Linked DNA regions of Homo sapiens: region 1 is linked to region 2. Evidence: chromatin loops called from intact Hi-C (ENCODE). Cell type or tissue: B cell. All regions are shown on one strand. Links, peaks and the distances in the headings refer to the core of each region. The heading gives the core; the rest is flanking DNA.

What was found. A loop is a pair of places that touch in the nucleus more often than their neighbours do. Peaks named below come from ENCODE experiments on the same cell type or tissue, not always from the same donor. Only the 100,000 strongest peaks of a DNase experiment are listed, where the experiment ranks them.
Region 1: a loop joins it to region 2, with 8 times the contacts of the local background. A loop is called at or near these places in 8 of 110 quality-filtered maps.

The regions. Positions count from the first base shown.
Region 1 is chr1:206,714,765-206,731,158 of GRCh38, forward strand. It overlaps MAPKAPK2 (MAPK activated protein kinase 2), which reads left to right. Exons shown (of 10, transcript NM_032960.4): 2 at 13,946-14,085; 3 at 14,271-14,335; 4 at 14,632-14,711; 5 at 15,208-15,334; 6 at 15,924-15,999; 7 at 16,374-16,394. Among named protein-coding and RNA genes, the nearest start is that of MAPKAPK2, 38 kb to the left of the region's middle. RefSeq lists an enhancer at 7,664-8,377. In B cell, for the core only: CTCF peaks have their summits at 10,962 (motif pointing right), 11,746 (motif pointing right) and 11,952; DNase peaks (open chromatin) are centred at 11,007 and 11,707.
Region 2 is chr1:206,929,573-206,941,655 of GRCh38, forward strand. PIGR (polymeric immunoglobulin receptor) reads right to left here. Exons shown (of 11, transcript NM_002644.4): 2 at 10,917-11,012; 3 at 9,547-9,891; 4 at 7,523-8,179; 5 at 5,914-6,246; 6 at 4,848-5,174; 7 at 3,414-3,594; 8 at 2,884-3,005; 9 at 2,099-2,230; 10 at 1,925-1,983; 11 at 1-841. The coding sequence starts at 10,959. The coding sequence ends at 746. Among named protein-coding and RNA genes, the nearest start is that of PIGR, 11 kb to the right of the region's middle. RefSeq lists enhancers at 30-79, 550-839, 766-1,266, 890-1,459. In B cell, for the core only: CTCF peaks have their summits at 2,271, 3,982 (motif pointing left), 4,183, 6,083 (motif pointing right) and 2 weaker places; DNase peaks (open chromatin) are centred at 969, 2,029, 3,929, 6,099 and 1 weaker place; H3K4me3 peaks cover 1,309 bases; H3K27ac peaks cover 3,621 bases.

The DNA.
Region 1 (16,394 bases), core at 7,175-15,174, 210 kb before region 2:
AAAAAAAAAAAAAAAAAGAAGTCCCAACCCCCCAGTTTTTTATATCCTCTTAGTCATCATAGTTTATTAACAGTTTTGTTTACATATTGCTTCTTTTTCCCTCTTGGCTAGACTGTGAACCTTGAAGCCCTGTGAGCTTGGTCTAGTGCCTGGAGCATTGTGGGTACCAGGTTTCGAGAGAATGTGTGCTGCCAGAAAGCAGATCTTTGCCACCTCCTCTCCCCTCAGCTCCTGAACCACTGCCAGCAGTGGTTCTGGAATCAACCTGTACTTTCCTTCTGCATCCTGGGATGTAATTCTGGGTGATTGTAAGTTGGTTTATGGTCTAGCTTAGAATTGAGGCTTCTCTTGAGAGAGAGCATGTGTGTAAATGTTTAGCTTGTTCTAGTCTGTGGAGCATTCTCCTTCATAGAAAAGATGGGAAATACTGGAGATGAAAATTCTCCATTCTCTGTCATTTTGTGTGTTAGAGTCTCTGTCCCCATCCCAGGGCCACTTCCTCCCTGGTTCTTCTTATGGCTTTGGATGTAGCTTGAAGACATGCTCCTAGCATTTTCACAAGCTCTGCTTGTTGTGTTTAGTGAGCGCAGACTACTCCCTTCGGGCCTGTCCTGGCTCATGGGCAGTTGCTCGTGTCTTTGCACACATCCTTTACTGTCTCAGCTCTTCACTTCTCCCTGACATTTGTGGCTGCCTCCTCCTGGTTTCTTCTTTAAGCGATTATTGTGTTTTAGATGATCAGAATTCACTTTTTAGAGACTTGGACCTTGTCTTTCAAAATGCATTCCCTTTTGGGATCTCTGCCCATCATACTCCTTGGTCTCAACATCTAAATATTGGTTTTTTTTTTCTTTTTCTTTCTTTCTTTTTTTTTTTTTTTGAGATAGGGTCTCACTCTGTTGCCCAGGCTGAAGTGCAGTGGTACGATCATTGGCTCACTGCAGCCTTGACCTCCTGGGCTCAGTGATCTTCCTGCCTCAGCCTCCTGAGTAGCTGGGGCCACAGGCTAGTGCCACCATGCCCTGCTAATTTTTTAAATTATTCATAGAGACGGGGTCTCCCTGTGTTGCCCAGGCTGGTCTTGAACTCCTCCTTCTCCTTTTTGTATCCTCTTAGTCATCAAGCCATCCTCCTGCCTCAGCCTCCCAAAGTGCTGGGATTTCAGTGTGATCCACTGCGCCTGACCTGAATATTGGTTTTTTTGAAGTCTAGGCTAAACAACTGTTTTTGTCTCAGTTTTTTTTTTTTTAATTTCCCTCCTTTGAACTCTGAATTGACAAGCTTACTTCCTCCCAATGTGGTGTTCTTGTTATTATTGTTTTTGCTAGCTGAAGTATTTTTTTTTTTTTTAAACATAATTTACTAGGTTTTTCTTCCTGGCCAGAAGTAAGTTCAGGGTAATAGTTCCCTTCCTTGTATCTTCAGCTGTGTGAGAGGTAATGTAGAGTGAGAATTTATTTATCAGGTGCCCTGCTCGTAGCAGAAGGCATGACCTCGACTTCTCTCTCACAGTGACCTTGTGTTTGTGTTGGTGGCTTGAACTCACTCTTGTGTCTGGGCCATTTCTCTCACTGTGTAGGAAAGAGTGGTTCCTGTCTTCTCCCTGGCCATGTAGTCTGCTGTGTGTCACCATAACAATCATCTATCTTCCGGTTCTTTTTCCTTCTCTCCTCACCCAGTTGTCTCCAGTCTTAGGCGTGTGGAATTGTGTACTGGGTGGGGGATGTGTGTGTGTGGGCCGCCCTCTTGATTTGTAGGATCCTTCTCTTCCTCCACATTCTCTGTCAACTCTCCTCCACCCCCTGTGAGATCTGTGGACTCAGGTATACGTTGCTGTGAGTCTCATTCTGCTCAGCTGGGGTGATGAAGGTGAGATTGCTTTTGTCGCTTCAAAGTAAAATTTTAGATTTGCTTTGGCAGCCGCACAGGGTCGTATGCATGGGGGCTGCTTAGGCCAGAGGCGCAGTGTTCCTGACCTCCTTCCGTCTTACTTTCTCTTGCTAGTTTGTCCATCTCTGTGGATTTTTTAAAGTAGATACTAGATACCTAGATACTACTAAGAACATGATCTTTCTCTTCTTGCCACTTGGATTTTAGCTTAAAGCCAACTTGGAACATTTAGGGTGTTTCCTTCCTACCACTGTCTGCCTGGTCTCCTAGGGAAAGATGCCTTGTATCTTGTTCTGGTGTACAGTCTGCCCATTTAATTGGTAAGTGTTTATTGTGACTCTTCTCTACTGGGCTCTGGCCCCAGGCCTGATGCGAATAGGGCAGGCCTGTGAACAGAGCAAAGACGAGTCACTTAGGAGGGGACGAGAGAGGCCAGCGGTAAACTAATATTACCAGCTCAGGGTTTATTTGTCAAAGCCTCCTTTGCTGTGAATAAAAGGTTAGATCTGAATTGGGTCTGAGTCCTGGCTTTATTACCTACTAGCCATGTGGCCTTGGGCAAATTATTAATACTTCCTTGGGCCTTGGTTGCCGCACCTGTACGATGGAGTCAGCAATGGATCCTGTTCTGTAGGGCTGCTAGGAAGCTTAAATATAGCAATATTTGCTATATATAAAGTGCACCTGGTACATAATTGATGCGGTTGAAATGAAAATTCCTCTTTCTCTTTCAGTGCCATTTGCTGGAAGAAACAGAAGAAATATCTCTGTCCCCATCTTTCAGTTTCCTACCCAAGACTCCTGTGTGGTTGACATCACTGCTGTGTGCAGTGTTCATGTCCATATAAGTCAGAAGTGGCTTGCAGCAGTGGTTTGGGGCTTTGGGGCCTCTGCTCGCTCCTTATCAATTCTTAGGGTTACATCCTCTGGGAAGATGCCAGGCCTGGTCAAGTGTGGCCTCTGACCTAGAGTTATGCAAGGCCTCTCTTCCTCCTGTGGCCAGTGTGAAATTTCTCATCTGTGCTCTCCTGCCTCTAGCAGGAAGGTTGGCCTACATTTGGGGCACATCTCTGTCACTGTCTCAGGCCAGGGGTTCAAATATAAGACCTGAATCATACTGCACCTCAGAACCCAAACCCTTTTACTTAATTTTTTTTAAAAAATTTCATTCAGATGGTAAAGGTTCAAACAATACATAGAGATATAAAACAGAAAGAAAAAAAAATACACGCCTCTCTCTAGTACCTATTCCCCAGTAGTCAACACTGCTACCTTTTTTTTGCAGGGGAGGTAAATTCCTCCAGAAAAAAACTTAAACATCTACAATTTCATATATCCTCTCCCCTCTTCCCTAAAAAACAAAACAATAACAACAAAACTATAGAAATGGGATTATGCTATATATTCTGTTCAGTACTTTTTTGTTTTTGAAAATTTAAAAAATATGCAAAAGAAGAAAATGTCATCCATATTACTACCACTTATAATTAACCACTAATTAACTTTTAGGTGTGTTTGCTTCTTGTCTTTATGAATATACTTTAAAAGCTACTTAAGTAAGGTGGAAGCAGTTCTGTTTAAAAAATTAGGATGTTGCCCGGGCGCTGTGGCTTACGCCTGTAATCCCAGCACTTTGGGAGGCCGAGGCGGGCAGATCACGAGGTCAGGAGATCGAGCCCATCCTGAATAACATGGTGAAACCCTGTCTCTACTAAAAAATACAAAAAATTAGCCAGGCATGGTGGTGGGCGCCTGTAGTCCCAGCTACTTGGGAGGCTGAGGCAGGAGAATGACGTGAACCCGGGAGGCAGAGCTTGCAGTGAGCCAAGATCATGCCACTGCAGCTCCAGCCTGGGCGACAGAGCAAGACTCCATCTCAAAAAAAAAAAAAAAAAAAAAATAGGATGTTAAAGATAAAGCCAAAGTATTATATCATCTTGGTCCTTATCTGCTTTCCCATTTAATAGCATCCTGCTCTCCCCGTCGCCGTGGATGGGGAGCTGCCTCTTTCTTCTACGACACCGCACGTTTTCCATTGTATGGATTTGCTGTCATTTCATTTATCTGACCACCCTCTTATTGGTAGGCATTTAGGTTATTACCAGTTTTTTTGCCATTAAAATGCTTTATGAATATAATGTGTAGGATGGTTTCTTGCTGGGTAATTACTGGGTCCAAGGTTTGAACATTTACAATTTTGATAGACATGGCCAAATACCTCCCCAAAAATACTAGTTTATTTCTCTACCAACTGAATGTGTAAGAGAGTGCCTTTTCTCCCCAGATCTTTGCATAAACCTGGGAGTTTTATTTTGGTCAAACATTAAAATTTTTTTTTTGCCAGTCTGGTGAAATTATCATCTTTTTTATAAACATTTCTCTTTGAGCTACACTGAGTGTCTTCCATTCAGCCATCTGTGTTTCTCTTGCTTTGAACTGCCTGTTCTTATCGTTTGGCCATTTTTATATTAGGTTGTTGATCTTCAACAATTGATTTGCCTGAGTTAAGTTAGCCTTTTATCCATCATGTGTTGGAAATATTTTAAAGATTTGTCATCTACAGTGCGATTTTTAGGCCTCTTGACTTTTTGTTGAGCCCTAGGCTTTTGTGACTGCCTGTGACAGCTCTGGAGAGGGGGCCGACAGGCACAGTGGCCCGCAGTCGAGCCAGGCCCCATCTTCTGGGCAGTGACGCGTGGTTGTTTTAAGGCTTTTGGTACTGGGATTCCCCGTTGTAAGTTTTAGCTTTGTTTTGGGTAGGGACTTTTCCCCATCATATTAATGAACATTAATAACAAATAGAGACTTGCTTTTGCCTCCCAACCAAATGTTTGGGAATGTGTGCACCCACGTGAAGGGTCTGTGTGATATCTTTATCTCATCAACCTTCTAAGGCTTTTAAAACCTGTTGTTAGATTTATGTTTAGATCATGGTTCTAGGGGAGAACCATCGTCACTCCTCATTGAGCTTTGCAGAGGCTCTGAAAGGAGGACATACTCTCTTCCCCAATCAATGTAGAGGAACGTCAGTAGTTCAGCCAAGATTGCTCTATCTGCCACCTCTTATGCTTCCAAGCTGGGCTAATTGAGAAGTGTGACATCTTGCTCCAGCCTATAAGCAGCTGTCTGTAATTTTGAGAGATGAGAAGGATTCTCCCTTAAACCATTGCTGCTTTTGTGGCAGCATCTTATTTCTTTCCTTTGCAGCACAAATCACAGTGTATAATTAAAACTATTTTCTTTGAGCTTGTTTTTGGTGTACCTCCTGCACTAAAATGTTAAGTTCTGTGGCGGTCACGGGGCTTATTTGTCATGTTCTCTATTATACCCTTGGCATCCTCTAAACCAGTGTGTGGCACATGCTAGGCACTCCGGGGTTTCACTGAGTGATCCATTCTGTTAGGATGGGATCAAGTGCTCATGTGTCTCCTCCTGTGTCCCTCTCTGGCTCCAGATCTTCCACCTGGCAGAGTTTCCGGAAGCCCCAGAGATATGCTCCATGGCCATAGGGCCTGAGACGTGGATGGCTGCCCTCTGACTAAAATTTAGAGAGCTAAGCTTGTCTCTTTAAAAAGTAACATATACTAATTGTAAATCACCTAGAAAATACAGACATAATAAAGGAAATTAAATCTGTGATTCTGTCTTTCAGAGATCATTACCATTAACAACTCATTGAGTCTTAATGCCTTTATTGTTTTTGTTTTGTTTTGTTTTGTTTTGTTTTTGAGACAGAGTCTCACTCTGTTGCCCAGGCTGGAGTGCAGGCTCACTACAACCTCCGCTTCCTGGGTTCAAGTGATTTTCCCACCTCAGCCTCCCAAGTAGCTGGGATTGCTTACAGGTGCGTGCCACCATGCCTGGCTAATTTTTTTGTATTTTTTGATAGAGACAGGCTTTCAGCATGTTGGCCAGGCTGGTCATGAACTTCTGACTTCAAGTAATCTGCCCCCCTTGGCCTCCCAAAGTGCTGGGGTTATAGATGTGAGCCACTATGGCCAGCCCCTATGCCTTTATTTTTTTTATATACAGATCCAATAAATATCCATAGAGCACTGAGTTTATGCTGTACATAAGGGTTTGTAACTTTCAGTTACCATCAGACATGTTTTGATAATGAAATTTAAAGAAAGTACACATTGGGATTTGGGATGCAGAAGAAAAAATAGGATAGTATTCTAGACAATGACAGTGATGATACCTGAGAATCTAGTAGACACTCAGGAATCCACATTTCCCCATTTAATATTCATCTGAAACACCATTTCAGTGGCTGTAGATTGTGTAGCTAAACTCACTTTTACATAAAACAACCTCTGTTACTTATCTCTGGGCCTTAAGTTTGTGATATAGTTTGGATGTTTGTTTCTCCCAAATCTCATGTTGAAGTGTAATCCCCAGTGTGGGAGGTGGGGCCTGGTGGGAGGTGTTTGGGCCATGGGGGTAGGTCCCTCGTGAATGGCTTGGTGCTGTTCTTAAGATAGTGAGTTCTTAGGAGATCTGGTTGTTTAAAAGTGGGTGGCACCCCACCCCTGTTGCTCCTGCTCTTGCCATGTGACATCCCTGCTCCCCCTTCACCTTCCACCATGATTGTAAGCTTCCTGAGGCCTCACCAAAAGCAGATACTAGTGCCAAGCTTGTACCAGCTGCAGAACTATAAGCCAGTTATATCTTTTCTTTACAGATTACCCAGTCTCAGGTATTTCTTAATAGCAATGCAAAGTAGACTAATAAGTTTGTTAGCTATTTCTAGTAAAGGTAAATAACTCTTGAGATGTATATTTTCTTAAAGATACGTCTATGATTAATACCTGAGGATGAAATTCTAAAAGTAGAATTTTAACATCAAAGGGTTTGCACTTTAAGGCATTTTCAGCCTCCATTTCTGGCTGTTGCTGTTGTGGACAGTCTTGGGCAGATTTTGAACTCTTTGCCTTACTGTGGGGTGGTGGAAAGGAGGCTTTAGGAGCAGCCAGAGCAGGGTTCAAACTCCAGCCCTGCCAGGGACAACTGGCCAAAAGGTCGTGAACTAATGACTCAGTGAGTTTTCTCATTTATAAAATAGGATGTTTCCTCCCAGGGTGGGGGTGAAGTGGGTGAGATGACCCATTTGAAGCACAGTGGACCCTTGAACAATGCAAAGGTTGGGCAGTCAATTCACATAAAACTTTTGATCTGAGTTGGGCAGATCACCTGAGATTAGGAGTTTGAGACCAGCGTGACCAACATGGAGAAACCCTGTCTCTACTAAAAATACAAAATTAGCCGGGCATGGTGGCACACGCCTGTAATCCCAGCTACTCGGGAGGCAGAGGCAGGAGAATCACTTGAACCCGGGAGGTGGAGGTTGCGGTGAGCCGAGATCGCACCATTGCACTCCAGCCTGGGTAATGAGAGTGAAACTCTATTTCAAAAAAAAAAAAAGGCCAGGCACGGTGGCTCATGCCTGTAATCCCAGCACTTTGGGAGGCCGAGGCGGGCGGATCACGAGGTCAGGAGATCGAGACCATCCTGGCTAACACGGTGAAACCCCGTCCCTACTAAAAATAGAAAAAATTAGCCAGGCGTGGTGGTGGGCACCTATGGTCCCAGCTACTCGGGAAGCTGAGGCAGGAGAATGGCGTGAACCCGGGAAGCGGAGCTTGCAGTGAGCGGAGATCGTGCCACTGCACTCCAGCCTGGGCAACAGGGCGAGACTCTGTCTCAAAAACAAAAACAAAAACAAAAAAAAACAAAGAAACAAAAGAAAACTTTTGATTCCCCTAGAACTACTATTAAATAATAGCCTACTGTTGACCCGAAGCCTTACTGATTACATAGTTGATTAACACATATTTTGTCTGTTGCGTGTATTATATCTTTATTCTTGAATAAAATAAGCTAAAGAAAATAAGCATCGTTAAGAAAATCACTTTGAGTAGGCTGAGGAAGAGGAGGAGGAAGAGGAAGGGTTGGTCTTGCTGCTGCAGGGCTGGCAGAAGTGGAAGAAAATCCCTGTATAAATGGATCCACGCAGTTCAAACCTGGGTTGTTCAAGGGCCAACAGTACTTAGCAGCCATTTAGCACAGAGCACTGCCAGCCCCCCTCGGCCTGCAGCCTGCTCCAGCACCTTGCTAAGAGGTTGCTGAGGCTCACCTGCAGCAGCTGCCCTCCCGAGTCCTCTTTCCTTTACACCCCTCAGAGCACCCGGGCCAGCCATCCTCCATGTGGTGCAGCAGAGGCGCCGGTGGTCCGGGAACCAGAGTGGGTGGCCCTGGCCTGGAGGCACGGTGGGTTAGTGTGTGACACACGTGGCTTTCCCCCGACCCCCAGCTGCCTCCTGGGAGTGAAGAGGAGGTCTTATTTGCCAACACATACCGCACCACACACCCACAACACACTTGGTGCCAGAATCAGCCTTTTGCATCGCTCTTGGCGCTGAATCAGAGTCTGTCTTGGGGAGGGATGTCTTCCTTCTCTCATTACATGCGCCCAGCTTAGGTGGTGTAGTGAGGGAGTGTACAGGGCTGGGATGCCACAGCCTGCTTTCCTCCCCGTGTCCTGGGGTCCCCCGTCTGTCCAGTGCCCAGAGCTATTAATAACACCTTCATTGAAATGGGTGTAATGGAATCCCAGTTGCCCCCCCCAGTGGGACTCCAACACATGGGGAGTGGGGAGCAGAATAATAATAGCAAACACGGATGCAGTACTTATTACGTGCCAAGCGTTATTCTTAGTTATTTACATCATGCACATCTATTAACTCATCTTGTATAGCAAGCCCATGAGGTGGGGACTATTACTGTCCTATTAATGGGTAAGGGAACCAAGGCACAAAGGGGTTGGAAACTTTTCCCAGTTCACATAGCTAGTGAGCAGTGGCGCTTGTGAAGGGGGTCCTCCTGAGGGCCTGGGGCCTGCTCCTTCCCAGTCTTGTCTTCATGTCCACCTTGCTGACGAGTGGCACATCAGGCCCTGGGTGCCGGCTGCTTTCCTGTCCTCTGGCTCAGCCAGGCTTCTAATGCTGACCACTCCTGAGTCTTTCCACGTGGCTCCACAATGGCAGACTTGCAGGAGGAGATGAGGGGAACCATGCATACCTTGAATAGGGGGAGGGGTCCTGTCCTTCTTCCCCTCAGGTGCTGGAAGAGACAGAGAGGCATGGGACTGTATTTAGGCAGCTCCCGCAGCTCCCTCACTGCCGCTGTCCTAGAGCTTCCTTCCCAGGCAATGCGCTCTGTGGCTTGGGCCCCTGCCCCTGCCACAGTTGGCAGGGGGCCTTGCCTGTGGCGTTGCAGCTGAGCACACGCAATCATTAACCTTTTCTACGTGTAAGAGAATTTCAGGCACAAACTGTGGGGCTGAGGTGAGTCACAATGTTGGACCGGGGCTTAGTTTGGGCTTAAAATATTTCACAATTCCTCCAGGCATTCTTTGACTAATGATCTATGGCTTTTTAGTGGGAAGACCCTTCCTTCTTCTAGTCTCCAGTCCTCAGAGCATGGTTCAGGGCCTGTTGGCCTTCACTGCCCATGGCCATGCCCATGCCCAAGGAGCAGGGGCCTTGGCTTCTGGGTGGACCTGCCGCCTCGCTCTGCTGGTGGCCTCTGGCAGTGCCCTAGGAGTCCTGCTTTCCTTCCCTGTCTCTTCTTTGGCTTGGAGTGCAGGCCACCTCCCCTGCTGTTCTTTACTTAGCCCTGTACTCCAGATTAGCACATTCTTGGTTTCCTCTCTCCAGGCCTTCTGCGCTCCACACTTGTCCACAGAGCCACTTTGGCACTTCAGGGCTGTGCCCCCAGGACGTCAGCCAGCCTGCCTCGCCCATCTGAAGGGCTTTCATTGCTTGGGTTGATTTTCTTATCCAGTCAGGGATTTCTGATAAACATGTGCCTGGATGGATGTCAATGACCAGTCCTTTTTTTTTTTTTTTTTGTTAAATTTAATTTAAGTTCTGGAATACAAATGCAGGATGTGCAATGACCAGTCTTCATGGGAAATTCTTGCTAAGTTTCTCTAAGAAATTTAAAATACTACCTTTTCCAATTTATTTCAGGATGGAAAGGACAGCTCACCCTCAGTCACTGGGGGAGAGAGTTTAGTAGGGAGAAGAAGCAACAGAATGAGGGGGTGTTAGCTCAGAAGTTCCTAACCACTAGGTGAGGGAAGGAAGAGGGGAGGGAGTAAACAGAAATCAAATTAGATCTTGCCCATTAGAAACTCAGTTAGGTTGGGCAGATAAGGCATAAATATGCAAAATGGTAAATTTTTTCAAAGTGGAAACTACCCTATATAGAGTTTCTGAAGCACCTTCAAGGATATTATTTCACGAAGTTGAATCTAATTTTACAGATGAGGAAACCCTTTCCAGAAAGATAGGTGGGCTTGCATGACACAAGCTAGGAAGTGCAGAACTGGGATTCAAAATGCATGCGATTGCAAAGCCTAGGTTCACTGTGCTACATCCGTCTCCTCTAATGGGTAGAGAGTTTGTGCAAGTCTGGAAGTGTGATGTGAACCTAGCCCTTCTTGCACAAACTCTCCTTTGCCTTGTGCCACGCACTCCTAACGTGTTCAGGGCAGAAAGTGCGGAAGTTGCAGTGAGCGCTTGGAATTCAGGGGGTGCTAAGGAGCATGCATTTAGATTTGGATCTTGGTGCATCCTCACTTAGCACAGCTCTGGTTGGCAGATGTCCTGGTGGTCGTCACTGGGCTGAAGACAGAAACCCAGCCTACAATCTTGGTGATAACTTGTGCTGGTTACATCCACATGCTCCAAGCTCAACTCAGTGGTGACGGAGGAACCCCCCTGTACTGTGGCATTAATGGTACTGGTTGACAGTGATGAATGCCTTTCTGATAATAAAGCACTTTTAGAGGTATTATTTCATTAGATGCTCATAATGTTTCTATGAGGGGGAGGCTAGGCAGGTATCATCGCTCCTAAATGCATGTGGCACAGGCTCTGAAAGGTAGACCTCTCTGTGAGGCTGTGCAAGAAGAAATTGACAAATTTCAGACTGGGCCAAGTCTTCCCTGATTGTAACTCTACAACCAGGCATTGCTTCTGAGTAAATCTGACAACTTTGATTCTTCTCCTCTGGGCTCCAGTTCCTGTGTGCCTGTAGGGGGCGATCGAGGTTCTTTCTGCTTGGCTGCTCTGGAAACCTTGTTCCTCCTGAACCCTTTGAATTTAGCACTCTTACAGCATGTAATCTCACTGGATTTTAAGGATTTTCTGTGTCTCCCCTCATATCTTCTTCTGCCCCCCACTAGCCTAGGCTTTTCCAGATCAGGACTGCTCTATTTGGTTTTGACATTCAGTGCAATGCATGGCCCATAGTAGGAGCTCAGTAAATGCTTGCTGGATTGAATTATATACAAAGGAAATTGGCCAGTGCCTTCTCTTGCTCCCCTTAGAGCATGGGAAAGTAAACTTTTTTCCTGGTACATCCAAATGAATGAAGTTGAAGGCTGGGCATGGTGGCTCACACCTGTAATCCCAGCACATTGGGAGGCCAAGGTGGGGTATCACTTGAGACCAGGAGTTCGAGACCAGCCTGGCCAACATGGCGAAACCCGGTCTCTACTAAAAATACCAAAAAATTAGCCAGACGTGGTGGCTCACACCTGTAATCCCAGCTACTCAGGAGGCTGAAGTGGGAGAATTGTTTGAACCCGGGAGGCGGAGGTTACAGTGAGCCAAGATTGTGCCACTGCACTCCAGCCTGGGCAACAGAGCGAGACCCTGTCTCAGAAACAAACAAACCCTAATGAAGTTGAAAGTGGCAGAACTCAAGACCCATGAGGTGTCCTCATATGGCCACAAGGTGGCAGTGTGACCTCCTGGGAACCTTGCCTCCTGCAACTATTGGCTCCGGCCACCTGTTACTCCATGGGAGAGACCGAGTTATCTAGTCATTGATTCCTTCTAGTCACCTGTTTGGGGAATTGCCTCTGCAAAGTCAGTCTGAGAAATCTTGGCTTCCAGCCTCCTCTAAAAGCTGGGTGGTGTGGTGGAAAGACTTGGTCTTTGGAGTCTACCAGGCCTGGATTCCAACCTTGGCTCTGCCTTTTCTCAGAAACTTAGCCTTGGGCATGCTACTTCTCTGAGCCTCAGCTTCCCCATCCTGTAAAATGGCAAATGTACAGTTAGGAAAAACCCAACATATCATGGGCCATAGCATAAATGTATGCCAGCATTCTTGTTGGAAATGCTCATTTGTCCTTCCCTTCCCTCTGCAAGCTGGCTCCATCATGGCCATCTGATCTTATTTGCAAGCTTCAGACACTTTCCAGCAGGTTCTTAGGCCTCCCTGCTGTATCACCCCAGCTCCACTCCATCTCGGTCAGTCAGCACCTGCTTCCCACGTTTCCCTCTGCCTTCATGCCTTCCCTCTGCCTGTCCATTTCCTTCCCAGCATGTCTCTTGGACACCCCAGCCCTCTGAATGTCCAAAGCAGTTGGAGTGTGGACTGTGTAGGGCTCATCTTGACTTCCCATGAAGATGCTAAATCTGTGAGTGTCCTTGTCTTAATTATTTTGGCACCTGCGCTTGCACTTAGACAATTGGTGATAAAAATGACAGCTATTAGTGAGTGCATGTCAGATACTCTGTGAGGTGCTTTGTGGAAATATTTCATTTAATCCTCACAACAAATCTGTGAAACAGAAGCCATTATCCATCCCCACTTTACAAAGGAAGGGTAGATCAGGATGCTTTTGGCTCCAAGCAATAGACAATTTCATGAAAAGCAGCTTAAACAGTAAGAAGAGTTTATTATCTTGTCAAAAAGAAGTACTGAGGGATCCCTGGTGATGGCAGCGAGGATCCAGGTGATTGCCATTTCTCCTGGTTGCCTTCCTCAGTGCATTGGTTTATCCTCTTAGGCCCCCCTTACTGGTAATAATGTGACTGTCATGGTCCCAGGTGCCATATGCAGGAGAGATGATGTACATTTCTTGTGCTCCCTTTAAGAAGCCTCTTAGCAGATTTCTTTTTTTTTTGAGATGGAGTCTCGCTCTGTTGCCCAGGCTGGAGTGCAGTGGCGTGATCTCGGCTCGCTGCAAGCTCCACCTCTCAGGGTTCACGCCATTCTCCTGCCTCAGCCTCCTGAGTAGCTGGGGCTACAGTCGCCTGCCACCATGCCTGGCTAATTTTTTTTGTATTGTTAGTAGGGACGGGGTTTCACCGTGTTAGCCAGGATGGTCTTGATCTCCTGACCTCGTGATCTGCCTGCCTCGGCCTCCCAAAGTGCTGGGATTACAGGCACGAGCCACCGTGCCCGGCAGCAGATTTCTTACAAGGCTCTTGGCCAGTTGAGTTGTAGGCTTGTTCCCAAGCCAGTCACTAGCAAAGGGACTGGAATTAATGAGACTGGCTTAGACAGGTCAAGATTGAACCCCTGAGGCTGGTGAGAAGCCAGCCTCCTTTAATACCCCTAGCCAATTGGTCCAGGGAGAAGAAGGGGCATCAGTGAGGTTCGACGAGTTAAGTAACTTGCTCAAGCTTGGAAATCTAGTAATAACTGGATTCATACTGGCATCCGGCTGACTTCCAAGGCCATCTGTTGCCAGGTTGAAGTCAACTACAGAGGTAGAGAGAATATTGCTCTGGATTTGTTGTGCTGGGTCTGAGTAATTGCTGAGGGGCCTTTTCCTATGGACTCTGGAGTCTCTCTTCTCTCTAGCCCCCTTTCCAATACTGTATTGGTTTTTCTCAGTCTGCCTTTCTCCCCGAAGCCCCTTCACCCCCTGCTTCCCAGTACCTGAGTGCTGCCTGCCTTCCACAGTAGACTTTATGGCCTAAGCTGGAGACAGGTCTAAGCTGGACCGAATGGCCTGAGGGCTGATCTCAGTGTAGCTGTCAAGGCCCCAAGAGAGTCATCATGAGATTTCATATAGAGCAGATAAGGAACTGCAGAGGCCTCAGGAAATGTGCCAAGGGGGCTGGTGGGGGGGGCCAGCAGGAGTGGGGGGTTTGTGGTATGTCGGTGGCGATGTCAGGGCATGTGGGCCAGGGGCTTAGAGCAGGCCCATGTGACAGCGCAGTTACTCAGAAAGCTGTTTGGCCTGCAGATGCTTCAGGACTGCCCCAAGGCCCGCAGGGAGGTGGAGCTGCACTGGCGGGCCTCCCAGTGCCCGCACATCGTACGGATCGTGGATGTGTACGAGAATCTGTACGCAGGGAGGAAGTGCCTGCTGATTGTCATGGAATGGTAAGCAGCCACTGTTCTAGTCCCGGCCCAGCCTGTTCCCACTCCTCACTCAGGCACCTTACCCTCTGAGGACAGCCCAGGGATGGGCCTGAAGCCTGGAATGTAAACACTTGATTTTTTGGGGGGCAGTGGAGAGTGGCGGCGGGCTGTTGTGTTCTCTGGATCTCACTGTGGCTTCATTTCAGTTTGGACGGTGGAGAACTCTTTAGCCGAATCCAGGATCGAGGAGACCAGGCATTCACAGAAAGAGGTAGAAAGGGTCTGTTGTGGGAGCACGTGCAGGCAGGCAGGGCAGTGGGGGTCTGAAGGGGGCCTTTGCAGTGCCTGCTCTTGGGGAAGGGTGCTGAGGCTGCTGCCCCCTCCAGCATGCTGCAAGGGGTGCCTCAGCTGACCAGGGAAGCTCCTGGTGGCTTTGTTTCTGGGGTGGGTGGTGGCTGTGGGGAGCCTCAGGCTGCACAGAGGTGGGACCCGGTGCACTGGGTTTTCAAGCCTAATGATGTGTCTTTGTGACTTTCTTTCCCACTCACTCTTCCCTCCCCTCTACAGAAGCATCCGAAATCATGAAGAGCATCGGTGAGGCCATCCAGTATCTGCATTCAATCAACATTGCCCATCGGGATGTCAAGGTGCCAGCTGTTCATAACCCTGAGCCCGAGTGCTGTGGGGGGCAACAAAGGGGCTGTGGCCACCCCAGAGATGGTTGCCAGGCCACCCTGCGTCCTTGCTGCCTGGTTCCTGAGCATGCCATTCTCTGCCTTGTAGGGCCTTGCCCTCTCTGCCCATGGGCAAACCCCTAAACCCAGTAGTGAAGCATTCTCTGGCCCCACTCAGCCCTGTGGTTCTCCTCAGGCAGAACCCCTCAGTCACACTCTTGGTTTCTCTGTTCCTGTGGTGTTTACTGCGGGTTCTGTGTGTCAGTCTGTTATCTCCAGGCACTCTGGAAACCCTGCAGAGGCAGGCACCTGCCCATAGAGAGCTGCCACTCCTCGTGGTGGGCAGTGCCCAGGATAGGCAAATGGTTGCTGGATGAGTAGAGGAAGGGAGGAACCAGGATCCTTTTCGTTTCTGATAGCCCCTCCCAGGTCCAGCAGGGTTGCTATTTTTCTGTCTCTCTTTCTGTAGCCTGAGAATCTCTTATACACCTCCAAAAGGCCCAACGCCATCCTGAAACTCACTGACTTTGGCTTTGCCAAGGAAACCACCAGCCACAACTCTTTGACCACTCCTTGTTATACACCGTACTATGTGGGTAAGTCCACAGGGGGCCCAGGGACCTAGGCTTTTCCCAGAACTTTTCTCAGCCCCTCCTCTTGGCTATCTGGGGGGCCGCAAATCCTAGGAGAGTTGTGTCTGTATGGCCCCTTCTGGTGCTGGTTCTGCTGGGACCTGCTGAGAAGTAGGGCTTGTCAGAGCGAAGCTACAGTTGAGAAATTGTAGGAAAGGATCTGCTGGGATCTTTCTGAGAAGAGCCATGGTTTCCATCAGATTCTCCATGGAGTCTGGACCCAGGTCTTGTTCTGGAGCCACAGCTGATTGGCATGGAAGAAGCTTTCAAAGCATGTTCAGAGCATCTGTGAAATTAAATGAACGGCATGGGCCTGAAAGTCTCATGCAGTTCAGGATTTTTAGAATCTTAAGCTCCTAGTTCCAGGTTCCTCATGGAGGAGGATGTTCTGTTCCAGTCCCTGGGCTGGGCTTTGGCTCTTCCTTCTGTGCCCCAACTGCTGCCACCTCATGATAGGCTGAAAGGTTGGGATGGGGAGCATCTTTCACAGAGAAACTGAGTGGATCACAGGGTTCTGAGGGCCGGCCCACCCATGTTGACCTTTGATTTGCAGCTCCAGAAGTGCTGGGTCCAGAGAAGTATGACAAGTCCTGTGACATGTGGTCCCTGGGTGTCATCATGTACATCCTGTGAGTGTGCTGGGGAGGGGGCTGGGTGGGGCAGGGAGTCAGGGCGGCCTGTACTTCTCCAGGACAAGAGGAAGAGGCAGACGTTAGCATTCCCCTTTGTACAGGGGAGTCCCCTGCGTGCCCCTTCTCTCAGTTCCGATAGCTAAGTGGCGGGTGTAAACCAGCTCATGGGCTGGAAAGTGTGCGCCTTAGATACTTGCTATGCTGGATTCCCGGGCCCCGGGCTTGACTTTGTATATTGTGCCTGTGTCAATAAGCCCTGATTTCTCTGTGACCTTTACAAGGAGAAGAGCCTGTTTCTCATCCTGTTCCTGGTACAGGGCCACTAAGTGACAGCTGTTCTGTCTCCCACTTCCTTCCTCCTGTTGATGCAGGCTGTGTGGGTATCCCCCCTT
Region 2 (12,083 bases), core at 250-8,249:
CTTCACTCTTCCAAACCTCAATTTTCTTATGTGTGAAATGGTAAGAATGTGGGTTTATAATTACCTGTGTGTATGCTCATCATACATGACCCCTAAGGCCTTAGGACTCGAGACATTTTATGACCTCTCCCAATAGGGGCAGAGGTGAGCACCCCTGGTGAAAAGTTAAGACTCAGTGAGTATAAATACGCCAAGAAGAGCTGTGGCTTCTTTCACTGGTGTCCTCAGAAAGGCTGTGAGCAGTGTTGGTGGCATACCTGTCACAGCATCTAGCAAAGCACCTGAATTCTAGTATGAATTCAAATACATCTTTTGATGGAAGGAAAGAAGAAGAGGGGAAGGACGGGAGGGAGGGATGGAGTGGAGGGAAAAATTCTGTTGACATCCCATGATAAGGGTGCAGAGGGGCGCTGCACGTCTCTCCTTTCTGCAATCAGCTCTCCCACCCTGGTCCCTCTTCCTTCAAGGGACCCATGAGGACCTCTATTCTTCTCCGTACCTGAGGTTCTCTCAACAGAAAGAAGTTGCAAGTGGGACCTCCTCATGCCACCCTCATCCCCAATAGGAACAATTAGGCCAGGCTTTGATGTCACTGAGGAGGGGACCAGCACGCCTCTGAGGACAGTAGGAAAAACCTAGGCAGGTGTTAGAGCAGGGAGTGGGGTCCCCAGGAGCTGAGGGCCCCAGGATCGACATGATTCTGAAGGTGATTGTCATGGGTGCAGGGAGCAGGCGGCGACACCGTCTAGGCTTCCTGGGGGCCGTCCTGGGCCTCGGCGGCCACGGTGCTGGACTGGAGCAGGAAGTCTTTGTAGGCCATCTCGGCTTCCTCCTTGGATGACTAAGGGGCAAGAGGAGAGGCATCAGTGTTGGGGGCACTGGCTCAGTGGGTGGAGTCAGGGGAGGGGAGGTGCTTAATGTCCTGAATTCGTGATCTTGGTCCAAGCAACACAAGCCTTTGGGGCCCACTGTTCTCATCCCAGCCCCCATGCTCACCAAGAAGGACGCATTTTGAGAAATGGAAAGTTGCAGCCTCTAAAAATATCTTCTTCTGTCTCACTACCTCCTTCTGACACACGGAGTGGAACCGCCTCTGTTGCCCGGGCCTGTCCCCGGAAGCTGCCCACACAGTCCACGGGCAAGGTGGCCTAGGCTGGGGTCAACCACGGTGGTGTATGTTTTTCTTTCTCCACCAGCCCAGACAGGTAGCTTTTTGGCACCACAAAGTTAAAGGGGAAGGCTGTCCCAGGAATAACTCGTTCTAACTTTGCTAAATGCCAGAGATGTTTCAAGAAAAAGTAGATATGATAAAAACAACAACAACAACAACAAAAACTCTCACCTCGGGATTAAAGGCATGAGATGTTATTTTTCTTGGTCCCCTGAGTCCTAGGGCAGATTGAGGGGATGGTATATGGCACCCAAGGCAGGAGTTGCCTCTGGTGGGGCTTCAAGAGAAGTGAGCAGGGGCTTCTAGCCTCAAACTGCCCACCGCAAGCAAATGTCTCCTAGGCCCAGGCAAAAAGCTGGTCCTGAGCAAACCCTCAAGGGAGGATGTGTGGCCTGAGGTCCTTGGGTCCCCCAACCCAGGAAGAGCATCCATTTAATCACCAGCATTTGGCATTGTAGCTTCCCATCTTTTATGCACCTGCTTTCCTCATCTCCTGGCCTGCCTCTCTCCTGCAGTTTTACAGCCTAATCATATAGCTCACCTCCTTCCTGGGCCTTATCCACATCAGCATCCCACAACCAGTAAGATATAGTTCTTCCTCAAAAAGTCCTGAGGACTCCTGAGGACTATTTATATCATCCTCCCTATTCTGGGATCGGCCCCCATGTTGAGGTAGTTCTTTCTGAAGTCTAACTGCATCCCCTCATGCTGCATTTCTTTGTCATGTAGTGGGGCTTCCTTCTTCCTCCTCACCCTTTTTGCCTTCTTGGGTTCTTTGGTCTCTGTGGTGCTCTCAGTGGTGGCAACAAACTCTGTGTGAAGAAAGAGGGTAGGTTAGCCCTTACTAGCCTCCTTTTCCCAACCCAGATGTGAGACCAATTCTTACTCTCCCCAGGGGCTGAGCATTCCCTTGAGTGAGGGTCATACCTTCTTTTCCTCCGAGGGATGTCTCCTGAGTGATCGAAGAGGCTCCCATGTTGTCATTGGCTCCAAATTCCCTGGAGTTCTCGAAGTCTGACATGCTAATGTCTGTCCTGTAGCTTCTGATTGAAACTCGGTCTGTCCGGGAGGAAGAGGAGTTGGTGTAAGGACAGGGGCTGGGACCTAGAAGGCCAGGCTGGGCTGCTTCTCTCTGGGCGGATCCACTGTAGCCCTGCAGGACAGCTGAGGTGGTGCAGCTCTGACTATGACCCAGGGGGATGGAAATGATCCGAGTCTCCTCCCCAGTCCCTTTTCCTGGGTAATCAGGACTTGGTAATCCCTGATCTTTGTCACTCTGGGACCTTTCAATGCACAGCATCTCCTTTGGTCCTCACATCAGCCCCGTGAGGTCCTGATTATCATCCTTGACTTGAGCCATGAGGAAACTGAGGCATGGCATAAGGATGGCTCAATGTCACACAGCTCATTAGTTATCCAATTAGTCCAAGCCCAGGGTCTCCTGAAACCCAATCTCCTCTTCCTGGCAGCCCTGTCTCTGAACCTAGATCCTGGGTAATTGGAGATGATTTTCCAGTGTTAGTATTTGGACAGCAGCTCTGAATTTCAGTTTCGAGTATGTGTGGGTTTATCTTTCCCCATCCTGCTTTCTCGGGATCCTTTGTTTTAGCTCATGAAAAAGAAGAGACACAGCAGCTTCCTCTATGGGTGGATGATTCAGGACTGAGGGCTCGGGTTGGAGGTGGGAGGCAGGGAGTATCCCAGGGACTCACCGACGTTCTTCCTGTGCCGGGCTCTGGCCACCCCCACAGCCACGGCTCCCACTGCCAGCACCAGGCCCAGGGGCACCAGGGTGGAGACCAGCGCTCTGGAGCTTCCACCTTGTTCCTCAGAGCTGGAAGAAGGCTTAAGTTAGTTCATCCCTGGAAGGGAGATCTGGGGGCCCGACGATGTGCTGGCAAGGTTGGCTTAGTCCTTTTTCCTCCCAGGTTTATCCACCCCACCCTGCTGATGCAGCTCCCTAGCTCTGTTCTTCTAAGAAGCCTTCCCAGACTGGCAAAGGCACGCACTGGGCCTTGTTGCATCCTAGGCCTGGAAGATTGAACTGAATTGTAAACACCTCCCCAGCCATGGGAGAAGGGCAGAGGGTACCATAGGACCCTCCCACATATAAGCAGAGGTAGTAAGGGCTGCCCCAGTGCTCAAGAGACAGATGGGCTTTCCTCCTTGGACCTGGTGGCCCAGCCTCAGGTGCTCGGCTCTGGGGTGTTCTCCGAGTGGGGAGCCTTGAATCCTTCCTTACCTGCCGGAATCCACAGATGCTCTGCTCCCATCGGCTTGATCTCTTGTATCTGCCACCGCCTTTTCCTCTGCAAAAAGCCTGGGATCCTGAATGGCTTTGTTCTCAATCTCCCGAAAACCAGAGTCTAGCACCTTCTCATCAGGAGCAGCGTCTGCCTTCGCTAGGCTGACATCGCGGGACCCTGCAGCAGGGAAGAGTGGGCCTGGGTTGTGATTTTTCTCTATGCTCTTACTCCTCGAGGTGAAGGAGTCTGGGGGAGACTTCATGAGGAATCACAGGGTCAGGGTTCGATCTCAAGGCTGTTGGGGTAGGACCCAGGATGACATTAGAAACAGCTGTGATGGCCTTCTTCAGCTGTCACAGATGATCTCTGCCCCATTACTACCAAAAGTATAGTGGGGACCTTCAAGGCTTCGTGTCATAGACCAGCTGTGCATAAAGGCTGACCCATCACTTATGCCCGGGAGATTTTCAAGGCTCTGAGACGCTGCCCCAGGCTTCCTGACTGCCCAGCTGGGTATGATAGTGCTGCCCCCTGGAGGTAGCCTGGCGATGGGCCCCTCAGTGAGTCCCATCCGCAGGGTCCAGACCCAATAGGATTTCTTGAGGGACTACAAATACCCTTATTAGGGCTAAAACATTTCATGTGAAATTTTAAAAGGGGACTTGAAATGCAAATTTACTAGATGTTTCCTAATTTTCCTGATCAGACCTTGTAAATGAAGGTATCTGGCCCTCTTTCGAGGGCGAGCTTTGGCAGGGGGAAGGGGGATGAACATATTGCATATGACAGTGATGTATGCATATTATTCTTCTATACAGAGAAGAATATTTCCAGATATAGAAGAGACTTCAATCTGGGTTGAAGTGGCAACTATGGGACTTGTCTTTTTTTTTTTTTTGAAATGGAATCTAGCTCTGTTGCCTAGGCTAGAGTGTGGTGGCACGATCTCAGTTCACTGCAACCCCTGCCTCTTGGGTTCAAGCAATTCTCATGCCTCAGCCACCCAAATAGCTGGGATTACACCACCATGCCCAGCTAATTTTTGTATTTTTAGTAGAGACGAGTTTTCTCCATGTCAGCCAGGCTGGTGTTGAACTCCTGGCCTCAAGTGATCTGCCTACCTCGGCCTCCCAAAGTGCTGGGATTACAGGTGTGAGCCACCACATTCAGCTGGGAGTTGTCTTAATGCCGAGGTTAAATAGCAAACCCACTATTTTTACTTAGTTGGTATGTTTATTTGAGATGTCCCTTTTGAAGGGCTCAACGAGGCTATATAGGACCTAAATGTCCCCTCCCTTCCCACTCTCCACTTTCAGCCTCTTACAGCCAAACATAGGGGCCAGCACTGATTGAGAAGCTCTCAGGCAGGGGCCTTCAGGAAGTCCTGCCTCTGGGTCTGAGGGGTGCAGGCCCTGTCCTTGGAGACTCACCCGCTGCCTTCCTCTCTTCAACTGCCACATAGACGGCTGCAGTCTCTCCATAGAAGTGGCCCTGCTTCACTCCACACCAGTACCAGCCCTCATCAGCCCTGGTCACCAGGTTCAGGGTCAGGGAGACAAGCCGGCTGTTCTCGTCACAGTTCACGAAGGCCTTGCTGGGGCCTTCGTCTTGGCTGGGCAGGGCCTGGCAGCCCGTGTTATTCCACTTGCACCAGTATTTCTCGTACGAGGAGAATTTGCATGGAAAGTGACAGGGGACCTTGAGAGTCTCTCCCAGCACAGCCGTGACATTCCCTGGTACCTTGAGGTTTGGTTCTCCTGGAGGAGGGAGGGAGGTAGAAATAAACACAGAAGTTGGTACTTGGAGATGCTGCAGGGAAGTGACTCTGGTGGGAATCTTTGTCCACATGTCATATACATATATATATATATTTTTGTTTTTGTTTTTGAGACAAGGTCTCTCTCTGTCACCCAGGCTGGAGGGTAGTGGTGCGATCATAGCTCACTGCAGCCTCCATCTCCTGGGCTCAAGCAATCTTCCTGTCTTGGCCTCCCAAGGTGCTGAGATTACAGGCATGCACCACCATGTTCAGTCTACATATCCTCTTTGGATAGCATTAGAAATAAGTATGTTATTCTGACTACAGAAGAAATGTAATTGTGTGCCTAGGTAATAATTATTATTGATGAGCACCATGATCAATCCAGAGTCTACCATAGACCATAGATCTTCACACATGGACTTCAGTTTGCTTTCCTCACTCTTCCTTCTCTTCTAGACTCAATACAAAGAGGTATCTGCAATCCTTGACTTCAGCTGATGCCTGCACACTGCGAAAGAAGCCCATGTTCTTGGTAGTAGGAGGTACCATGTATGGTAATTCAGAGTGTAAGGTGCGTGTTATAGGCATGAAAATGTGACCTCTGGATAGGTGGGCTCCCTCCTGAGGTCTGGCCCATCAGGGTGGAGGCGGGTGAAAAAGGAGGAAGAGTGGTTGGGGATGCTGCTGCTGGCTGGAGAGGTTTTAGAGCTTTCTCCCTCCCTGTCAACTCCTACCTTCGATAATCTTGATCTCCACGGTGGTCCTCCAGAGAGTATCGCCGTTGGTCAGACACCAGTAGAAGCCGGCGTCCCGGCTGGTGAGCTGGTTGAGGATGACAGTGAAGGTGCCGTTGCCTGGCTCCTCCAGCAGGGAGAGGCGGCCCTCGTACTGGGCCTTAACCCACCCCTCGCTGTCCACCAGCAGGGGGCAGCGGCCATTCTGGGCCCCTTCCCAGAGACACCAGTACTTGATGCTTTTGCTTTCCTTACGGTTGTAGGGGCAGAGCACGGCCACAGAGCCTCCTGCCACCCCCTTCACCACAGTGGGGCTGCGGGGAATCGTGGACTCTGGAAGCACAGACAGAGATGGGATGGGAGGATGGCCACGCAGGAAGAGCCTTGCGTGGCCTGAGAAGCCTTCTTCCCGGGGTCTCAGCCAGGATGGGGAGTGAAGTTTACACGCATCACCTTACCCTCTTCAGAAAATGAAAAGGAGCTTTCCTAATGTCACAGAGCCTGCAGCTGGAGCCATCAGGGCCAGACTCCAAGGGCTTGGAGTCTCCCCATCAGCCTGCACATGTTGTTCTTTTCCCCCATCTTATTCTGAGCAGAGAATGGAAGGAGTTGAAGGAGAGGATATCAGCTCTTCTTTGGCTTCTTACAAAGTCTCCCTCTGTGTAGGTTTTTGTCTATTTAGTACACTAACAAGTGTATTCCACAAAAGTGGCCCAATGGATTATGCCCAAATCAAGAAAATATATTTAGGATGGTATGATGTAAACTATAAAGTATGTAGCAAAGGTGAGCTTAATTGTTGGGGCCCCAAGGGGCATCTCAAAGACGATAGCCATTCTCCAGGCAGCTAAAGCTGAGATCCAGAGAGAAGCAGGTGACCAAAGATGCAGGGGATTCTGGTGAAAACCCAGAGCTGGATGTGGACATGGCATGCAGAGAATATAAGCCCCTTTAAAAAAAAAAAGTCACAAGCACAGATACTTGGAACTGCAAGTACTGGTTTGCTGCTTCTCACGAGGGCAACTCTATGCAGGGTGCTCTGGGATGAGAAGGAGCTGGGATTTAATTCTTTCACCATGCTGATGGCTCACTGGAGTAGGGCTGAGTGGGCCAGATGGTGCTGAAATTCACAAATAACCCTACGAAATGTGACAGTGAAACATTTAGAGGCTGGGGCACTCCTGGGAACGCATTGAGACCAAGATAAGCCAATCCTTTTTCCATCTGAATGTGAGGGATGAGGCACCCATCTTGTTCAGGGGCCAGGGGAGGGGACAGAGGACCCCTGCAGAGCCTGCCACAGCCCTGAAACACAGTCTATAAGTCCTGCCTCAATCAAGAGCTTTACTCACCTCTTGCTTGTTAAGCAGGGACAGCCATCAAAATGACTTTGATAACAGAAGAGTAATTAGGAGCTGCCATCAGGCAGAGGTTGCTTTTTCTTGCTGTCCTGTGCAGCAGCCCACGCAGCCTCCAGTTCGGGGCTGGTCATTGAGTGGATGCTGTTGGCTGATTGATGACTATTGATGAATACACTCAGAGGGAGCTGAGCTTGGCTCTCACCTGCGAGACTGCCCCACCTACTCCCCCTCCCTCTCTAGGGTCTTACCCTCATTGACGAAGAGTTGCCAGGCCTGGATAGGCGAGCCTTCCTGCAGCTGACCATCCGAATGGGCTCCACACAGGTAGCGCCCTGCATCCTCCTTCCTCAGGCCTGTGATCACCACACTGAATGAGCCATCCTTGTCCTGGGGGTTGAGCAGGATCCTGCCCTCAAAGGCTGGGGCCCTCTTCCCCAGGGTGTTGACGACCACGTCACAGTTTTCCCCACTGCTCTGTCGGCACAGAAATTTGGCCACGTTTGCCACCTCAGGGCCCAGGGCACAGTGGAAGGTCACTGAGCCCCTCAGGTCTTCATAAACCAGCTCGGGCTCGGGCTTTAGCACTTGGAGGTCAGCATTCTTCTTATTACTATTGGAATCATCCCCAGCCTGGCAGAGATACTGCCCAGCATCGCTGAGCCTGAGTTGGTTGATGACAACGCTGAACAGTAACTGGCCAGTACCCTGAATATCAAGGCGTATTCTTCCTGTATAGTTGGGATTTACATAACCACTGGAGTCGATGACCAGCACAGGGTACAGGCCTATCTGCTTGTACAAGGACTTCCTCTTTTGAGCATTCTCAGTCTTGAAAGGGCAGTTGATGGTCACCGTTCTGCCCAGGTCCACTGTGTAGACTTTAGTGTCATTTAGGAGCCCAGGACCTGCAGGATGAGGGGTGCAAGGTAGGGGGCAGGCAAGTTACGATTCTACTTTCTTGCAACATAGGACTATTTGCTATTCCTAGTTAGGGTGTGGGTGGACTTATAACCTGGAATGCCCTCCTTCCCAGAGGAATGCTGTCGGAAGGCCCAGCTTGACAGCGGTCTTCTCCATGAAACCTTTCCCAAGCTAACACTAATCTCTCCCTGCCCTGTGCTTTCTTGATACATCTGCATCACTTATTACATCCAATCTGGTGTATGGGTAATTATGTTCTCCATGGACTGGAAGTTCCTTGAAGGCTGGAACATGTTTTTCTCATGTTTGACCCCTCTGCTGTGACAAGCACAATGCCTCTGGGTAGTAGGTGGCCAAATTAATGTGTGCTGAAATGAACAGAATGAATGTAAATGCAGGGTGATGGATTTCAACGCATACAATAGAAGTTTCTAAAAATTACAAGAGTCTAAATGTGAAATGGGCTGTCTCAGGGAGCAGTGAGTTTCTGCTAAAGTGCTTAATCAGAGGCTGCATACCCGTCATCAGCATGTTCTTCTAAGTGTCCGGTTAGGGTGAACTCTAAGCCCTCTTCACCTCTAAAGATTCTGTGGTTTTGAATCTTGATCCCCACCTAAATGACCTCCTCATTTAGTCCACAGACAATAGTATGCATATTCCAAAGGAGCAAGACATGTCTTTGGGAGTCCCCCTGAATTTCTTTTCTCCGTAGACCTCTCTTTTGAGTTGCCCTTGACTATCTAAAACAGCCTCATTGTTAAACCCTTGTCAGAAAGAGCTTTTCTTTTTTTCTCTTTCTCCAACTAGAATAGGCTTGTTAGCAACCCATCCTTTCAGGATCTTGGTCTTTGGTCAAGATCTAATAATCTAATTTACCCTGATAATACCAAAAGACTAAGGGTTCCCAGGTTAAAAAAAAAATATGCATTTTACAAGAAGCCTTTTGGCGGCCCAAACCTTGATGGAAAGGTGCATTAATGATAGGAATTTAAGGATCCCTGTAAATCTCTCCCTACCTTTTCTATCTCCTTAGCCTGATGTCAGATTTCCCTTTCTACCTGTAGCAAACACCAGAAAACTTGTCCTTCTGATACCCTTCTAAGCTGGGGTCTCCAGAAAGCCTAAAATGTTATAGGCCACCAAGTCCTAGAAGGGTTCACTCATCACCCCCAAGTAGGCCCTATCTGTCTCCTTCTCCTGTTAAAGAAGTCTTTGCCTGGGGAAAGGGGTGCCTTCTGACCCCCAACCCGGCTACACATCCTTGTCAGGAAGTTCCTCCTCAAGCCCTCCATGCACCTTAGAGAATTCCCTCTAACTTTCCCCCAGAAGCCCAAGGAGCTTGGATCCTTACCCTGGCTGACCTCCAGGCTGACATCAAAGGACAGGCCTCGGCTATTGATGCCCAGGCCACACTTGTAGCGCCCGGAGTCATCCTGGCTCAGCTGGGCAATGTTCACCACAAATGTGCCGTTCTCCGGGAAGTTGGTGAGGTTAGCCCTGCCTGCATATTTGCTGGAGACGTAGCCCTCCGAGGAGATGAGGGTTATGCAGCCACCTCTAGCTCCCTGCCGGCACCAGTACTTCCGGGTGTGCCGGTTGACAGAGGTGGGTGGGTAGTAGCACGTGATGGACACTGAGTTACCTTCCACACTATTCACCTCCTCGGGACCAAATATGGGACTCTTCGTGGAGATGGCTGTGGGAACAGAAGAGAGAGGCTTTCTGAGGCCCTTGGGAGGTAAAGCCTGTTCCAGATAACCCACTATGAGTAGATGTGGTTTTCTACCTGACACGTAGGCCCTGTGTTGATAATTTATCATATATCACAGCTGGAAAATTGCTGAGATTAAATAAAGTGACTGTTTTAATCATGATTAAATTGGAATTGTTATTCATTAATGATAACCATTTCAAGGACAAGGGAATGACAAATTTATGATAACCCTTGTTTTTTATTTTATATATTTTTATTGTTTTGAGACAAAGTCTCTCTCTGTCGCCCAGGCTGGTGTGCAGTGGCACGATCTCGGCTCACTGCAACCTCCGCTTCCCAGGTTCAAGCGATTCTCATGCCTCAGCCTCCCAAGTAGTTGGGACTACAGGTGCATGCTAGCTAATTTTGGTTTCTATTTAGTAGAGACAAGGTTTCTCCATGTTGGCCAGGCTGGTCTTGAGCTACTGACCTCAAGCAATCCACCCTCCTTGGCCTCCCAAAGTGCTGGCATTACAGCTGTGAGCCAGCATCCAGCCATCCATTGTTTTTTCAAACAATAACACCACTTTCGTAAGGTGTTACATGTTTGCACTTGCCATGTGTTATTTCCTTATATTTCTAAAAGCACTTTGTAGATGATTTTCTTTTCTTTTTTTTCCCCCAGATAAAAATATTGAGAGCCAGAAAGGATAAGTGACTTCCCTCAGATTTCACAGCGGGTCATAGAGATGCTTGGTTGAAGTTAAGGTCTTTGTTATTCTCAAAGAAGATCTTTCACAGACCCCTGGCCTTGAGATTAGGAAGTGCCATTCCTGTCCCTGACTTCCAATGCTCACAGATGTGGCCTTTCAGTGTCTTCTCTGTATGACTCTTCCTCAAGGAAGTGCCAACTTTGAGAGGGACATCCCTGGGGATGAGTCTGATTTTAGTGTCCCCAGGGAGGTGAACCCTGGAGTCGGGCAGGCTGAAGGGGTGGAGCTTGGAGAGTTGGGGCCTGGCAGACACACCTGGGAAGACCGCCAGCAGGCAGGTGAGCACGAAGAGCAGCATTGCTGGTGGGTCCCGAGCGCCGCACCACTCAGGCCGACTTCTCCTGTGCAATGCTGAAAAACAATAATCACAAGGAGATGAAGCGCCCCTTGTCTTCCAAGACTAGTTGACCTTAGAGTTTCTGTGACATCTATTTGGCTTTGTATCTCCAGCAACTGACATAAATCCTGTTGAATGAATCAGTGCCTCCACTTTTTCCATAACAATTCAAAGTCTTATCATCCTTCAACACTTGTATATCCTTAATAGCTAGAAGTAGCTTTTGTCTTCTCAACTAAGCTGCAAGCTCCTTTGGGATAGAGATATTGTGTCATTTGCTCTGTTTCCCTGCCCATGAGACACAGTCCCAGGCACACCGTAAGATCTCAGGAATGGCTTGCTGGGTGATTGGTTCCTACCAATACGTGGCCCCCATCTCTCTGTTTCAGCTGCCCTCCCTACATTCCTGGGAGGTGAAGCGGGCTGACATATTTCACAGTGTGTTCAGATGAGGAAACTGAGACCCACAGAGGAGGTGTCATGATTATTAAGGCTGTAAATGTAATGATGATGGTCCTAACCCCATTGATTGCTCCCTTATTCTGTCTCAGGCACTGTGTTGAATAATTTATGTGTACTATCTCATACAGACTTGATATCAGCCCTGTGAGGTTAGTATCCTTATCCACATTCACATGGGAGGAAATGAAGGCTTCAAGGTTAAGTACTTTCCTCAAGGGCACATGGGGTTAAATGTGTGGGGGTACACAGAATGGGGGTCGGGGAAGATTTGGGCCCACCTTTGTCTGACTGCAAAGTCCATGTGCTTAACCTCTCCACTACTGTATCGCACCCCAAATACAAGAGCATGCTTTTACCTTATGCTTATTTGTGTTATTTGTAGAGACCCTGTTGCTTATGAAAGCACTACCATTTACATTATTTCATTTGAGCTTTATATGTTCCCTTGAAATAAGACAGACGGGTATAATCACAACCATTTTATGGATAAAACATTGAGGTCTTGAGATGCTGAATGATAGGCTTACGTTTTCCCAGCAACTTGGTTATGGAATTGGGGTTAAAAGCTTAGGTGTTAGGGTCTTTGTAATCCTGCCTGGTAAGGCCTGGCAGACAAAGATGAA